2 separate regions of the Homo sapiens genome follow, and region 2 is linked to region 1. The links are chromatin loops, found by intact Hi-C in ENCODE. Cell type or tissue: Caco-2. All regions are shown on one strand. Each heading gives the region's core, and the rest is flanking DNA. Links, peaks and the distances in the headings are about the cores only.

What was found. Hi-C counts contacts between places; a loop is a spot of excess contacts. Peaks named below come from ENCODE experiments on the same cell type or tissue, not always from the same donor. Only the 100,000 strongest peaks of a DNase experiment are listed, where the experiment ranks them.
Region 2: it touches region 1 in a loop (14-fold over the local background); 4 of 110 quality-filtered maps call a loop at or near these places.

The regions. Positions count from the first base shown.
Region 1 is chr3:53,707,875-53,713,249 of GRCh38, forward strand. All of the region lies in intron 9 of CACNA1D (calcium voltage-gated channel subunit alpha1 D), which reads left to right. Among named protein-coding and RNA genes, the nearest start is that of CHDH, 140 kb to the right of the region's middle. In Caco-2, for the core only: a CTCF peak has its summit at 2,490 (motif pointing left); a DNase peak (open chromatin) is centred at 2,447.
Region 2 is chr3:53,528,653-53,534,027 of GRCh38, forward strand. All of the region lies in intron 3 of CACNA1D (calcium voltage-gated channel subunit alpha1 D), which reads left to right. Among named protein-coding and RNA genes, the nearest start is that of CACNA1D, 37 kb to the left of the region's middle. RefSeq lists an enhancer at 3,073-3,574. In Caco-2, for the core only: CTCF peaks have their summits at 3,240 (motif pointing right) and 3,490; a DNase peak (open chromatin) is centred at 3,289.

The DNA.
Region 1 (5,375 bases), core at 235-5,234:
ATTGTAGGAACTATTAATGATTAATAATTCCTCTAAGTAAAGATATTTGATGCCCAAAGAAAGGGAGGGGCATACCTGAAACTTCATCTCTGACCACAAGGGCAGCCTCTCTGTCTTCTGCTTCTTCAGTGGTCCTGGAGGCTATGGGCACTGCCCCTGCCTGCCCGGGGACTCTGCCACCCTGGGGCTTGGTGGAGCAGGTTGCCCTAGCTGCCTCTCTTTTGCATGTGCTACCTAGTTGCCTCTTACTGCAATGTTTGCTTTGGGGGTGGACAGAAAACCAGGACGTTATAGCTGGTTGCAAGCATAAGGCATAGCAATTTGCTGGTCCTGTTTTGAAAGACTGTGTTTTGAAATTTTGATTTACAAAACTGCTTTCATCACCATTGAACTACCTCAAGGCACAAGTTCAAAATGGAAGATACTCAAGTAAAAGCTGTAAAGCAAACAGCAGCAGTTAGAGTGGCATACGGTAAATATGCGTCCAGGTCAAGAGCCCTCACTGGAGAGGCAGCTGGAAGTGCTTTCACTGGGAAGTGGGAGGGCTGACTCAGGGGCTGGCCCTAGGGTCAGTGGCTGGACACTGTCTCCATTGGGGTGGCACTGGGAGTAGTTGTCTGGACAGGCAGACTCTCTCCACAGGGGTGATAGAAAGCAGTGGTAATTTCTAAAAGTGCCTGCATGTCTGCCATCACCTTCAGCCTCCTAAGAGCTGATGGGAGCTGGACTCAGGGACTGTTGCCCCACTGTGGAGACAAGGAGTGGGTACTCCAGCCAAGTTTGCAGTCTCAAATCAGGGTTGTTTTATTTGTTTTTAATACATTTTAATTATGGAAGTAATATTTGCCTACATAAAAAATTCATGTAATTTCAAAGTATATAAAGTAAGAAAAAAATTCTCTCTTCCTTCTCCTTAAAGAGAGGCAGACTTAGAAGTTTGGGGCCTCTACTTCCCCACCTCACTGCACATAATACATGACACAGACCGCATGCATATAGCTTCCACCCTAAGATGCCCAACACAGGTATTTTTCACTGAACCATGTACCACAGATATTTCCCATGTTTTTAAAGCAAAATGTTGGCTCTTTTCAATAAATTGCCATTATAAAAACTGCTACAATGGACTATGCACTCTACAGCACGTGGACCTCTACTTTATAGAGGTCTCTCCACCATGAGACCATCAGCTCCATGGGTGCAGCAGGAATAGGGTCTGTTTCTGCCCTCTGTTGTGTGGCTGCACCCAGCACAGTGCTTGTCCCATACATGAGCATGCCATTACTTCCTTCTTGAATGAAAGAACATAGAGTAATAATAACTAGCATTTGTCAGGTGCTTTCTGTGTGTGAGACACTGTTCCAAAGGCTGTGGGTGAATACATTCATTCTTCTTCACACAACTCTGTGAGACAGGAACTTGACAGATGGGGAAACTAAAGCACAAAGCAGTTCAGTAGCTTCCCAAGGCCATGTGACTTACGTGGCAAAGCTGGGATTTGAACCCAAGCTCTGCCACAGTCTGCAGGCTAACTATCATTAACCCCTGCAAACACATGCCCCTGTGTCTGCGTGCTCGTGTTCATGGTTTTGTGGGAGAGGATACAAGAAAAGGGTCTGCTGTGTCAGAAAGGATGCACATTTTAGGAACGTGAGTATTCTGCCTACCCATAGTGTGCAGGTGTCTGTGCTGCCCATGCCCTTGCTTACTCCAGCATTCCTGCTGCTGTCTCACACTGCTTCGCACAACCCTCCCCTAGAGCACAGGGTCCGTACTCTAAAGACTAGCTGGCTTAGAGTGATCATGGAATCATGGGGCTGCAAGGGGTTAAAGATCCTAGAGTCATTTCTCTCGTGACCTGGTGGTCATGGGAGAGTCGTAGTGATGACAGTAGTGGTGGTTGATTGTGCCTTGCCAAAGCTGGGCACATTGCTTTTATTACTGTCTCCACTGTTCACCTCTTACAACAACCTTACGCAGTACAGGTCCAATTATTATTGACATCTTACAGGTGTGGAGGAAACTAAGGCTTCACAGTATCAGGTAACCTGTCCACAGTCTTCTGACATGGAAGTGACAGGGCTGGGGTTAGACCTGGCCTGTCAGAGTCCAGAGCCCACCTTTTGAACTCCCACCTGTCCTGTCCCATATGGTAGTGCTGTTTGGAATCACATATCCAGTCTGTACAGGGCTCCTGACTCCCCCTAAAGTGCCTTTTCCTTAATACCCTACTTAGATGGGAAGCCAAACCCTGGAAACCTTTATCTAGCATGGGTTAGCTGGTTGTTGATTTAGAACAGGTTCTTAAAGACAGGTGTTTGTGTAATAGCTGTGGAAAGGGCACTTCCTCTCCGCTGTTCTGATGCTGAGCTGGATTCCTAGCAGGAGGGGTCTGGGGCAGGCGGGCGTCCATTGCGTGAGGCAACCTGGCTGGCAGGGCTGGCCGCGTGGGGCCCTGGTTTGGCTGCTGTTGCTGCCCTCTGCTGCTTCATAATGAAATTGCCTGTGTTCAACCTGAAGGGGTCACAGTGGCCGACTTGCTTAAAGAGGATAAGAAGAAAAAGAAGTTTTGCTGCTTTCGGCAACGCAGGGCTAAAGATCATGGTAAATTGCTGAGACTGAGCTTTCTTTTTCCGCAACATCTCTGATACCTTTTCCTTGCACATAGGCATTGTGTGAAGTGCATGTGCCGTGTGGTGTGTTCAGAAGATGCCTATATTTTAATTGCTTGATTTCTTTCTTCTTGTCTTTTTCCAAAATAATGTGCCCTTACCAAGATAGCATTGCAGTTTTCTTTTTGTTTGAACTGTACCTTATAAAGAAGCAGCTGAACCAACTCAAAAAATGTACTTGATTCGGCATGAATATTCTTAGACTGGAAGGCAGACTTTTAAAATACTTTTCCCCAAATGATTTTTTTAAATTTAAACCGTTTAGAAATTCCAATAATGTTATTTGATTGATTTTTTTTTCTCCAGGCTACATGTTTCAAATTGCTTCTCTGTCTTTTAGTCTCTGGCTACTTTGCCCAGGACTATGCCAAAGCTAGTAGTGGCAGCTTTAAGAATGAAATTAGCTGGATGCAGTGGCTCACACCTGTAATTCCAGCACTTTAGGAAGCCGAGGCAGGAGGATCACTTGAAGCCAGGAGTTTGAGACTAGCCTGGGCAACAAAGTGAGACCCTGTGTCTACCAAAAATTGTAAACAAAGAAGCAAACAAAAAAATCAGGTGTGGTGGTGCATGCCTATAGTCCCCAGCTACTTGGGAGGCTGAGGCAAGAGGATTGCATAAGCCCAGGAGTTCGAGGCTGCAGTCAGCGATATTGCGCCATTACACTCCAGCCTGGGTAACAGAGTGCGATCTCTGTCTCTTAAAAAATCAAAATAAATAAAAATAGACTTCAGGGATGCAAAGATTTGGGGGCACTTGCCTTTGAAAGTGAGAATGGGCTCGTGTGGGAAAGTTATATTTCCAGATATGTCCTAAAATGATGCTAAACATACCCTTCCTCAGAATCCCTGGAGTAGCTGTCAGGCCCATCCCCAGGCAGACAGTTAGGTGAGCAGCTGGCTCCCTGCCTTGCTCTGCCCAAGTCATGGCAGTGGTTCGACAGCAGCACAAAGCTTTGCCTATGCACACCAGCACAGTCGACCCAGTTCTGCCACCAGGATCGGCCCTGGTCACCTGACTCTGGGGAAAGTCTGTTTAAGGAGATTCAGACAGCAGGGACGTGAAGCCAACAACTAAGGGAACAGAGGGGACACACTGTACTCTTTTCTTTGAAGTGGCCTCTGGCCCCATGGGAATGCTGAGCTGAGAGGTTATGGGACGCAGATGGGAACAACCCGTGGATATCTGAAGAGGGTTATATTAGAGTCTAGGTCTCATCAGAAGGCCTAAAAGTGAAAAGGAATTAAGAGATTATCAGATATAAGCCCTTGTCATTCAGCACGTTGTGGACCCCAAAGGAGGGAGAAGAGGAGGTGGAACTTGCCTGAGGTGGGACAGTGAGTTAGGGGCAGAGTTGGGGCTGCCTTTTTTATCTGTAGCATTCACGGAAGGTTTATGAACAGGAGGCTGGGCTTGATGCAGCACCTGAAGGTGTCTGCAAGAAGAATGGCCTTCAGCTAAGCAGGAAATAGTGTCATGGACATAAGAAAAAACATCTTTAAAGACTGACATAGGAATATAGCTCTGGAGAGGTTACCAAAAGGAGATAAATGATTTCTGTCCCCAGAAAAGAAAACACCCCTCCTTGGTTCTGCCTTGCTGAATGCAGGCTTGGGCCTTGTGATTCTTTAAGGATTCTTGTGCCTTCTCCATTGTCTTTCTGAGATCTGCAGGGAGAGGAAGCAGGCTGACACATTTAAGGAACTTTATTTTGAGTGGGAATGGCTTTTTATTGACTGAAATACCTGGGGACTCAGGAAGGACTCCGACCCTGCTGGCACCAGGTGGGGCACGAGCCCTCATATGGATGCTGGGCTGCCCCTGTCCCTGAACACGCGGAGATAGTTATTGTCTGGGCATAATTCTTGCTTGAGACATGGAAACCTTGGTCTGGCCTTGACCTCCATTCTCCAAGAAGAGCCTGGCTTCTTTACAGCAGCAAGAGGCTGTTACTCTGTGGTGGCCTAATGTGTCTCTACTAGCATGTGCATGTGCCTTTAGGGGGTGTGTGGGCTTCTTCTGGATTTGGCAGGCCTGTACGTCATGGTACTGCTCATGTTTGTCATGAAAATAAGATGAAAACATGAGGTCTAGGTGTCAGGTACCCTGTCCCCTAGGAAGGCAGCCACAACTCAGCCACTGCTCAGTTGTCCAGCCTCACCCCCTACCCTTACCTTTGAAAAGAATGAGAAGCTTTAGGCTGCTTGGAGGTGGAAGGAAATGCTAAAATAAATTCCTGAGTGTGCAAAAAAGTCTGTCCTGTGGAGAACAGAGGAGTGAGGCTCTGAGGCCAAAGACATCTGTGAATGAGGCTACTAATGGGACAGGTTCTAGACGAGGCTGGAGGGCTCTGGGCTCAGTTTGATGTGTGGCAAGCCTTCCCTTCGGGGTGCCTTGACTGGAGGACTGAGGCTCTCCTGTGACGCCCTGAGGCCTCTGGGGAGCTACTGCTTCCTGTGCTGCACCCCATTCTCTGGGACATTCTACATGCAGAGCACTTGGACTCAGTTCTCCAGTGCAGGCTGCTGGCTGGACCCCTGGCTTCCCTCCTGAGGGTGGTGGGCAGGGGCTCACTTCTTGTGCCCTCCCCTCCTTGCAGAGCTGGGGGAATGCAAGGGAAACCCCCTGGTTGTTGGTAGTAAAACCAGCCAGCATGTGGGCGTTTCTGCCTTCCTGCAGTTATAGCAGGTCAGAGGTAAATGG
Region 2 (5,375 bases), core at 156-5,155, 180 kb before region 1:
CTAATCACTGAGTGTGATGTATCTCTTTAGATCTTCTCTAATTTTTCTCAGCAATGTTATTAGTATAGAGGTCTTACATGTATTTTATTTATCCCTAATTTTTATATTATTTTTGATTTTATTGCACATAGAATTTTAAAAAGAATCTTCTAGTTGTTTATTACTAGTATATGGAAACATGCTTGATTTTTGTATATGTTGCCTTGTACATGCCGCCTTGTCACATTTACTTATTACTTCCAGTAGTTTTTGAAGATTCTTTAGAATTTTCTATGAACACAATTATTTTGTGAATAAAGATAGTTTTGTTTCTTCCATTCTAATACTTATTTATGTATATATGTATGTATGTATTTTTCTTGCCTTGTAACATTGGCTAAGACCTTCCATATGGTATAGAATAGAAATGGTAAGAGTGTAGACATTCTTGCCTTCTTCTTGAACTCAGAAAGTGTTTATTCTTTCATCACTGAGTACAGTGTTAGTTGGAGGTTCTGCATAGGTGTCCTTTATTGGTTGAGGAAGTTTCCTTCTGTTTCTATTTTCCTGAGAGTTTTTATTATGAAAGGATGTTGAATTTTGTCAAATGTCTTTTCTACATGTATTGAGATAATCATATGGTTTTTCTCCTTTATTTTATTGTGGTAAATTCCATTGAATTTTGCATGTTAAACCAATTTTGCATTCCCAGGACGCACCTCACTTGGTCCTGATATATTATCCTTTTTATATATTGAGGGATTTGATTTTCTAGTATTTTAGCATAGGCTTTTTACATGTATGTTCTTGAGGGATATTGGGTCTGTACATTTTCTTTGTAATGTCCCTGTCTGGCTTTGGTGTCTGGGTTGTGCTGGACTCATAATGTGAGAAATAGTGTGGTACCAGTTGCTCTGTCATGACCAGCAGCAGAAGTCTAGTTTTCTTTAAGTGTGTAGAGTGATGACTGTTAGGTAAAGAGTTAGAATTATTTTAATGATCAGCCAAGAGTCTCTGCTAAGTAACATGAGGTATCTGTGAAATGGCATACATAACTGTTGTGTATGAAGCAGTGCATCAGAGAGGCTGGGAAATACTTTAAGTGGGTTGAGCAACTCATACCATTCCTTATGCTAAAATTGTACTTATATTTTATTAGCAAAATTTCTTTTATCACTGAGAGAATGAATTATCTATCTGATTGCCACTCATAATTTATGGAGTTATCAGTTAATAAGGTTTTATTGTATGTTAATATGAGACTCATTTTTTTCCTTTCTCTCCTCTTTGGGTTGTATTTCTTCCAAGTAAGAGCTTAAATTCATGGGTCAGCTAGTACTGACCAGCATCTGTTGAGTTATTTTGCATAAATTTGGTTACCTGGCCTCAGATAAGAATGTTTTTTTAATCTGTATTGGTGGCATTGTTGGTTGCTGATACTGCTGTAGTTTGTTCTTGCAAGACTTCTGTTTAAAAGAAGGGTTATAAATTCAGTGTAACTCAGAGCAGAGGTAAAGTATAGAATGGAATTAGAAGAAAACGAAGCATCAATTTCAGTAAAGTAGAAATCGTTTATTAAATAAGCGGTGGGTGACAGGGAATTGGGAGTAACCATCCTGGTTCCCATAGTGATGGTGCATCCAGGAAAAATACAGGGAAAAAGGGAATCATTATGGAAGAGTTTTGGGTGTGTGTTGTCATGCTTTAGGAAACTTGCCAATTTCTACACCTCTGTCTTCAGATTGTCGTGTTTAGACACACATCCCACACAAAGTGCTCAGCAGTACTTCTTGTGCTCGTCTTTATCCCCTGGAATCTAGAGGATGGCACCTCTGGGGGAGTTATTGTCTCACATGATTTAGAAAGACCTCCACTATTTTCTTTCCAAGAGTCGAAGGAAGGTGGGTGAGTTGGCCTGGCACCTATAAGCAGGGACCTACAACACTGCTTGAAGCACCTGGTGACATCTGCTTGACAGGCTTCCCCTCCCCACTGTTGTCACCACTTCCATGGGTGGTGGGTGGTGTTGCACGGTGCCCATGGGGTGGTGTGCATGTTCTCCAATGCCACCTGCCCTGCCTCAGTGCTGCCTCCTGTAACAGTCTCATTTGTTTCGCTGGAGTATCCTTATCGAAAAGGTCTTGGGGACCATTTGCCTAAAATGTTCCCCAGCATGAAATGTCCCCCACACTTGCTCTGCACCCGTGCACATCCTCCTTTTCTTTTTTTTTTTCTGAGACAAGGTCTTGCTCTGTTGCCCAGGCTGGAGTGCAGTGGCACAATCAGTGCTCACTGCAGCCTTGACTCCTGGGCTCAAGCAATCCTCCTACCTCAGCCTCCCGAGTAGCTGGGACTATAAGAGTCCCACCATGCCCAGCTAATTTTAATTTTTTTTTTTTTTTTTTGTAGAGGTGAGGGTCTCAGTATGTTGCTTAGGCTGGTCTTGAACTCCTGGCCTCAAGCAGTCCTCTTGCCTCAGCCTCCCACTGGGATTATAGGCATGAGCCACTGTGCCCAGCCTCCTCCTCATTTTTGTAGACATATCAAGTCTGGCCTCCTTCAGGAAGCCTTCCCTAACTAACTAATCAAGCTCCCCGTGTTTCTTTCCTTTAGGATCTATTTTTTGGATGTGTATGGTTTAATATACCCTTAAGAATAATGCGTTTGGAATTGTAATTGAGAAGACAAGGTTTACGTTAGCAGATTATAGTCTAACTCTGATTTTTAGAAAAGTGATATAGAATAGAGACTTAAAAAAAATGACATTCTCACATAGGTTTTGGATATTTGGAGATAGGAGGAAAAACATGTCTTTAAACCACACAATGGGAAGTGAAGTGTTTGCAACAACCAGAACATTTAGGTTATAAAGTGTCAGAGCAGATAATTTAGGCTAAAAGAAACAAAGTTAAATGATTTGGTGGGGGCTTGATTTCTCTGGATTGACCCCCCTGGACTATTGGCTGTTTCCTTCACTTCCAGACTGTCTGGTAAGATTTTTCTACAGAGGTACCTTCTTATTAATGAATTCTTCCCATCACACCCACTCTGTTTGAATTTCTGAATTACCTTCTCCTTTTGGTTTCTGTATCTCAACTTTCTTCTTATTGAGTCTTCTCTGACAGTTTCTTTGAGGGTATTGCTATCAGAGTCAGACATGCCCATGACAAGATTCCAGGCTGTGTAATCTTGAGCAAATCAATCTTGCTGGTCTACTTTTTTTCTTAAAAGAACAAGGAAGCTTGCCTTGCAGGGTGGTTAGAATTTGAGACAATGTATGTTGCATGCCCAGCAGGTGGCAGGTAGCTAATAACAGGTGTGTGCTTGCTCTACACCAGGGATCCCCTCGGTCTTTGGTCTTTGCATATCATAGATACTCAGTAAGCGCTCTCCCAAAGGATTACTGACTTAACAGGTAGGGTAATGTTTATAGCCAAGGGGAGGTGAGTGTCATCAGGCCCAGGTTTGTATGCCTATTTCTACTGAATTGTCGCAAAGTTATGTTTCATCCTATTTACCAAGTTGTATTTACAGAAGACTAGTCCTGTTATAACAAAGCCCATTGAAACAACACCCAGGAAGTAGACCACAAGAAGTCAGTGGGTATCTTACTCTGTGTCCTGCAGGGGGATCTGGAAATGAATAAGGGAGAGAGAAAATGTGGAGTGCAGAGGATGCTGCCTGGAGGTGAGACTTTAACCACATGATTATTCTCAGTTATGGAGCAATGGCTTTGTTCCAGGCATTGTCTCCAATAGTCACAATCACACCATAGGGCTGATGTTTTTTCTATCCCACTGAGGTGTAAACAGAGGCCCCAAGAGGTTGCATCTGGAGGTGCGTGAGCAAAATTTGGAGAGAAGTACCAAGTGGGCACTTCACAACAGGTGAAGAGAATGAAGAGATGGATAAAGATAAGTGTTAAGCACTTTTTGGTGGTACTGGAACTTTATCATGTCTCTTGATTTTTAAGAAAAGTGGCCTATTGACTAGAATTTGAGACTTTCATTATATTGTTCAGTTGGCTTTTGCATGTATATTGCTTTTATGTTTTTGATGCGTTTTTTCAAAACCCTTTAAATTAGTTGGATTTTATGTTGTTCTTAAGTTTGATGAGGTAGACACTTTTTTAGCTGGGAGGAATAGAGAGGCAGTGAGTGTGTTAACAGAACACAGCAACCTCAGACTCCAGCCCCCGCTCTCCTTTTATCCAGCGGTGTGACGTTGAGCCTGATGCATGACATCTTGGCAGCAGAGGTGCTGGTGCTCTGTCAGGCTCCGGGACCCCTGACTGAACATGCCTAGGGTCATGAGGAGGTTTTTGTTCCTGTAACATTGGCCACAACTGCACAGCCAGTGGGTGAGGATGCTGAGATACAAACTGAGAATTTTGCACTTCGACCTAGGCTCTTTGCTAGATCAAACTTCTTTTGATGTCTTAGCCATGATCCCTCTGAGATATCTCTCTCCAAGTTATTAATATATCTGTGTTTCCCATCATGTTTCCCCTTTTGTCTTGGCTTCAAAGAAGCTCAGAGCTAAATTTATTGCTTGATTATAGTTGCTGGATTGGCCAAGGTTTAAAATTTATGTTTTTAACTTTTTTATGTGATTCCCTCCCCATTTTCATTTTGATAGTCTTATTGTTTATTGTATATCACCTTAAATACTTTGAGAAGTAGATCGGGTCTACGTTTAAAAATCGCGTATGTGGGAGGAGAGGGCCATTCGGCAAATGGGAAAGAGATTGGGGTGACTTTGGCCAAAAAAGTTTGGGATAGATTTTTGTATTCTCTTGTATTATGTTATTCCCTATCAGATGGTCTTTGCAGCTCATTTTTCTGTCTTCTTCTGTGTGGTCAGAATCAGGGGAGAGTTTTTCTTTATAAAAATGATTTGTTTTCCTGATAGAACAGTGCTGGTGGGTAACATTCAGTTCTGACCTTGTAGGCAGACCTGGGATTCCCAGAGGGTGCAGGGACCGCAGCACTCACTCTTCTTTGTGACAGGCCTGAGGCAGCTTCCCTGGGGTCCCCAGCCTGCCTCCTCCACGGCTGCTATGGCCGTGGGCGCTGAGCACGTGCAGCTGCTGCCTGATGCTCCTGGACAGGGAAGGATAGATTTTGGGCATAGTTACTAGGTGTCACTGTCTCCTTTTTTCAGCCTGGCTTTTACAAGTAGTTGTAATTTACTTGACAAACACTTATTTGGCATTTCCTTCAATACGCTGGGTACTGAGATGGTTACTGCATTTTTAGGCATTTAACGGGGATAATAGCATCATCGTTAATAATTACAAATATGATCGATCCATCATATAGGCAATACATTTCAGAAGAATATTATTAAAAAGACTCATAGTAGTGGGTGTATGCAGCTGTAGTAGAGGAGCTGAA